Linked DNA regions of Homo sapiens: region 1 is linked to region 2. Evidence: chromatin loops called from intact Hi-C (ENCODE). Cell type or tissue: psoas muscle. All regions are shown on one strand.

The links. Peaks named below come from ENCODE experiments on the same cell type or tissue, not always from the same donor. Only the 100,000 strongest peaks of a DNase experiment are listed, where the experiment ranks them.
Region 1: it touches region 2 in a loop (2.2-fold over the local background); 2 of 110 quality-filtered maps call a loop at or near these places.

Annotation. Positions count from the first base shown.
Region 1 is chr6:4,804,860-4,807,359 of GRCh38, reverse strand. The region is part of intron 1 of CDYL (chromodomain Y like); the gene reads right to left. Among named protein-coding and RNA genes, the nearest start is that of CDYL, 30 kb to the right of the region's middle. In psoas muscle, a CTCF peak has its summit at 1,110 (motif pointing right); a DNase peak (open chromatin) is centred at 1,249.
Region 2 is chr6:4,280,850-4,283,349 of GRCh38, reverse strand. No RefSeq gene overlaps it. Among named protein-coding and RNA genes, the nearest start is that of ECI2-DT, 150 kb to the right of the region's middle. In psoas muscle, a CTCF peak has its summit at 1,385; a DNase peak (open chromatin) is centred at 1,359; H3K4me3 peaks cover 1,016 bases; H3K27ac peaks cover 849 bases.

The DNA of each region.
Region 1 (2,500 bases), 520 kb before region 2:
AGTAGTTACTTTATGGTGGAAAAACTTGGCAGACATCCCCGTAACCAAGTGATTACAGTTAATATCACCAGTAATTAGACAACATCATATACCCCATCTATAAGCGACCCACTGAAATGTATGGGCTGAGCTGCAGTCCCCTAAAACTCCTATATTGAAGCCCTAACCATTATAACCTCAGAATGTGACCACATTTGAAGACAAGAGCCTTTAGTGGGGTGACTGAGTTAACATGAGATCTAGAGGGTGAGCCCTAATCTAACATGACTGGTGTCCTCATACGAAGAAATTTGGACACACACAGACACCGGTGCACGCACGCACAGAGGAAAGAGCGTGTGAGGACACGGCAGAGAGATGTCATCCACAAGCCTCTGAGGGAAGGAAGCCCTCGGGAGAATCCCATCCTGCCCGCACCTTGACCTTGGAATGCACCCTCAGAAACAGTGAGGAAACAAATGTCTGTTGCCTGAGCCACTTGGTTTGTGTATTTTATTACGGCTGCCCAAGGAGACTAACACAGAAGGACACAGTGTTGTGTCTATGGAATTCTGGCCAAAAATGTACTAACCTGACAGAAAACCAGAATTTAGGAACATTTTACAAAAGAACTTAAAGGCACTCTTTGAAAGTGTCCAGATCATCGAAGGAAAGACTGAGGAACCGTCGCAGAAGGAAGGAGCCTAAAGAGACAGGATCTGAATGCAATGCTGGGTCCTGGAACAGAAGAAAGGCATTCATGGGAAAACGTGCAGTGTGAATACAGCCTGCATAGCTCCTCCCAAAGACTTTCCCGGTTTTGGTAACTGTGCTACAATGTTACAGAAGATGTTAACACTCAGGAAGTTGGAGGAGTGGTATTTGAGAATGCTGTATCATTTTTACAACTTTGCTGCGAAACTCTAAAACTACTGCAAAATAAAAAGTTGAAACACTTTCTGTTTGACAGCCATGAAGATCCTCTGGTAGGGGGATGCCAGAATGAATTTCACATTTTGGAAAGATGGCTCTGGGAGCAGCGTGGAGGAGGTGTGAAGGTGCTGCTTCTCAGATGCAGACCTCGCCCTGCCCTGCTCTGAAATCCTGGGTGACGCTTGATGCCAGGCTTTGCCAACAGAGGGTGCTGGAGGGACTGCAAGCATTCCTTTTCTTCTCCAGCATGTGGTTTTCCAGGTGGCACAGCCGGTGGGTCGGCATGCAGGGCCCCTCCTGCTGACCTCAGAGGACTTTGTGGATGGCCACTCTGTCCAGCACTGGCAGGTCTTGCGTCCCTGCGGCATGTACACCCGCTCCCTGCGGTCGAATCTCAGCAGCAGGCAGGCTGCGCTGCTCTCAGCTCCTTCCTCATGCTCCTGCGCCAGCGGCTTGCTGCAGCTGCCCCTCTGTACACATCTCCTTTCAGCCCCTCTGGTGAGTTTTACATGTCCACTTGACTGCTGAAGGGATGCCCAGATGGGTAGCTAGTAAAACATTATTTCTGGGTTTGTCTGTGGGGGTGTTTCTGGAAGACACTGGCATTTGAATCAGTGAACTAAGGAAAGAAGAGCCGCCCTCTTAAGCCTCTTAGGCATCATCCAATCCACTTAGAGCCTGGAGAGAACAAAGAGGTAGACAGAGGAAGGGCAAATCCCCTTTCCCTCTTCATGAGCCAGGATCCATTTCTCTTGCCCTCACACGTCACTGCCCCTGGTTCCCGGGCCTTCAGTCTCCCACTGGGACTTTACGCCACTGGCTCCCCTGGCTCTCAGGACTTCGGGTTTGGGCTGGAACTCCACCACCACTTTCCGGGGCCTCCAGCTTGCAGAAAGCAGATCATGGGACTTCTAGGCCTCCATCATTGCATAAACAAATCCCTATAATAAATCTGGTTCTATATATCTCTCTCTAACCTATGGGTTCGTTTCTCTGGAGGATCCTAAACACCTCTCCAACAATTCTATGAAATTTCCGCCATTCGAATTACCAGTGTGGCTCTGAGCCCTGATGGTACCTTGCCTGATTCGAGTTCTAACATTTCTTTCTACTTTCAAGTTCTAACATTCTTTCTACCAAGCATATGCTTTTTTTTCCCCCAATGGGGAGCAGAATAGAGTTTCACTACTAAGTTACTTAGATTACATGAGTTCCCATGTTTGGTTCTAAAAGTTTCTAAAAGTAAAGCAAAACTTACTCTTAAGTTTAGAGTAAAAAGCTAATTCACTGACTGATGAGCATATACTAGTTTTTAGTGTTTTGAGATCAATGGTTTATATATTATTCCTATTCAAAAGCACCATCTAGTCTGTTTTCTGGGTTTTTGTTTTTTGGGGTTTTTTTGGTCTGATTTAGAAATCTGATTCAAACTAGCTAACACCGTTAACCATGCAGCTACTATGAACAATTTCTCCCTCTTTCTTCTCTTATTTAAAACAAGTGTAACCTGGAACACTCAGATAAAAGTATAGAAATGGGACAGATGCATGCGCTACATGGGCCAAGAGTTCTGTGACATTTTCCACGT
Region 2 (2,500 bases):
TGTACTCAGAGTGTGTGCCTGAGTGTACCTGCACGTGCACGGGTGGGGAGTGGAGGGACAGGTTTCCCACTTTACTTGAATCTGGACTCTCCTCTCTAAGGCTGACTGACATGTTTCCCTGCTTCCATCCCTTCCTTTCAAATTCAATCACCTCACCATGTTACCAGCCCAGATCTTACCGTTGGACTGTGCTGACAAGTGATAAGTGTGTCCCTGTTGCCTCCAGGGACTGAGACCCCTGCAGAGCCCAGACAGGATCCCAGGAAGCCTGAGGGAATGGCAGGGACTGAGACAAAGGGCAAGCTGGTGCCTGGTTTCCAGGAAGCAGCTACAACCTGGAGCCAGCTTATGGCAGGATGGTGAGTCCAGTGACATCAAACCCTCCGATTTTTCCAAGAGATGCCAGAAAGGTACTGACTTTTAAAACTTTATAAGAATTAAACAAAACAAGTACGTAGGGTTTAAAAAAAAAAAAAAAAAGGTCATCTCATGGCCACCAGCTTGCAAGCTCCAGCCTACAAGATAAAGCTTAAGTCCTTAAGCATGACCTCCAAAGTCCTTTATGGTCTTGTCTGCCCCTGTTGTAGTTCCAGAACTACTCAGTCCTTTGTCCCCAAAGCCCCAACCCACACCTCTCCCTGAGTGTCAGCTCAAGCTAGTATGTAGGATTGAAAAGGACAGTACAGATTTGTCTTGACATGGAGTTCACATTTCACATAGCAAACTAGCTATTTATGCTTAGAATGCTTATTTAGGGTAGCTTTGAAGGGTGTTGAGGAGATTATGGGAGGGCACCAAACCCCCCGACTCTGGTTTCCTCTAACAAGAACGTTCTTCTATGCTCTTGGCCACCTTGCAAAATTGTATCTGTTCTTCAAAACTCAGGTTGAGCGTCCCTGGAGACTTTACTGACTCCAGAAAGAATCGCTCTCTTTCCCCCTCCCTGCTCCATCCACCCCCCTCCCCGCTCCATCCACCCCCTCCCCCCACACCTTGCATACATTTTTCACTATTATATGTGTGGTAATGTGCTGTATTATTGCTCCCACGTCTGCTCCCCTGCGGACTGTGAACTGTCGAGTTTGAGGACTGCGTCTCATCCTCAGGGCTTTGTTCCCAGAGCCCTCCCTCTGCTTCTGTATTCCGACACGGAGTCATCTATCACACTTCTGCGAACACACCAGACATCCAATAGCTGCTTGTTGTAATGAAACCAAAAGGAGAACTGAGAATTCACGTTGCCAGACTCCTGATTCACAACTTTCCTGTAGAACGCACCTCGCCCGCCACCTGCCTAACCCACTTACGTAACCCAGTTTGGCGTTTCCTATGTCTCACTGGGCCTGCGAGGTTGTGCGGCGGCCCCACCTGCTGCGGAGCTGGGGGACTGCCGCGGGGGAGCAGGTGGACCGCAGAGCGCAATTACGCAGAGCCGTGTCTGGCCAGATTGGGAGCGGGAACAGCTTCGTCAGACTGCCTGGGTGCAGCACCTGGGCTGTGAGAAAGGCGAGAAGGGAAGGATGAGCCATATCACCGCGCTTGCGGAGGACGTGGCGCTGGAGCGTGGGCAGGGTCTGCGGGGTGCAGCCAGAGGGATTGGCGCAGCTCCCTGAGAACCACCTGGGTTTCTGGGTAGGAGGAGTCCTGGGAAAGACCTTGCATGGGTGGATGAAACAATCTTCTATTTGTGGTGGACGCCAAGGGGAGTGTTCGGAGACGCCCAGGCATGTGGGCAGGGGAGGGTGGCTGCAACGCCTTCGGCACCTGGGGTTCTTGCACCAGCTGGACCAAACCATGGACCGAGAGACAGATGGTCCTTCATCTCCCAGTGCCTGTCCAGGTGAGCATACGAGGCAGCGATTCTGACCCTGCGTTTGGTCTGCCTCCTGGACTCGAATGGAGCCACACATGTCCACGGGAAGAAAACGGGGTTGCCCCAAACAGTGTTCCCTGGAACCACAGGCCCAGGCAAATTTCCGTTGAGGCAGTGAGAAGTATTTGGAAAATAAATGCACCCTTTACCAGAGAAGGGACCTCATCATCTTTGACATTTTGAAACCCTGGGGGGAATGTCTTTGGTGCCAGGACTTGCCTTGCATTATTTCAGTTAATCTCACGCCACCTCCCGGGGTAGGTATCATTTTAAATCATCAGAGACCTCATGTTTGCCCCCAGAGCAGGCACCAGCTGCTGCTGGTAAGATCCACACACGGTCCCCCACCCCTTGCCCCATGCCAGTTTTCTTTTGGTGGGCTTGCATTAATCCAAGCTTCTATGTGGTGACCTGGGAGAGAGGAGCAGGCTAGGTGATGGGGAGAAGGTGGTGATGGAATGCTATGTTTCCCCCCTCTAAGGGCTTCCACCAGCTGGAGTATGGCCAGGAATACAAGGGCATGACGCTGATAGGATTCTTCAAGTATGAGTCAAGGACTCCAGGGCTGGGCAGACTTGCTTGCTGCATTTGGAGTGGAGGAGACTATTCTTCTTGTCTGCATAGAAA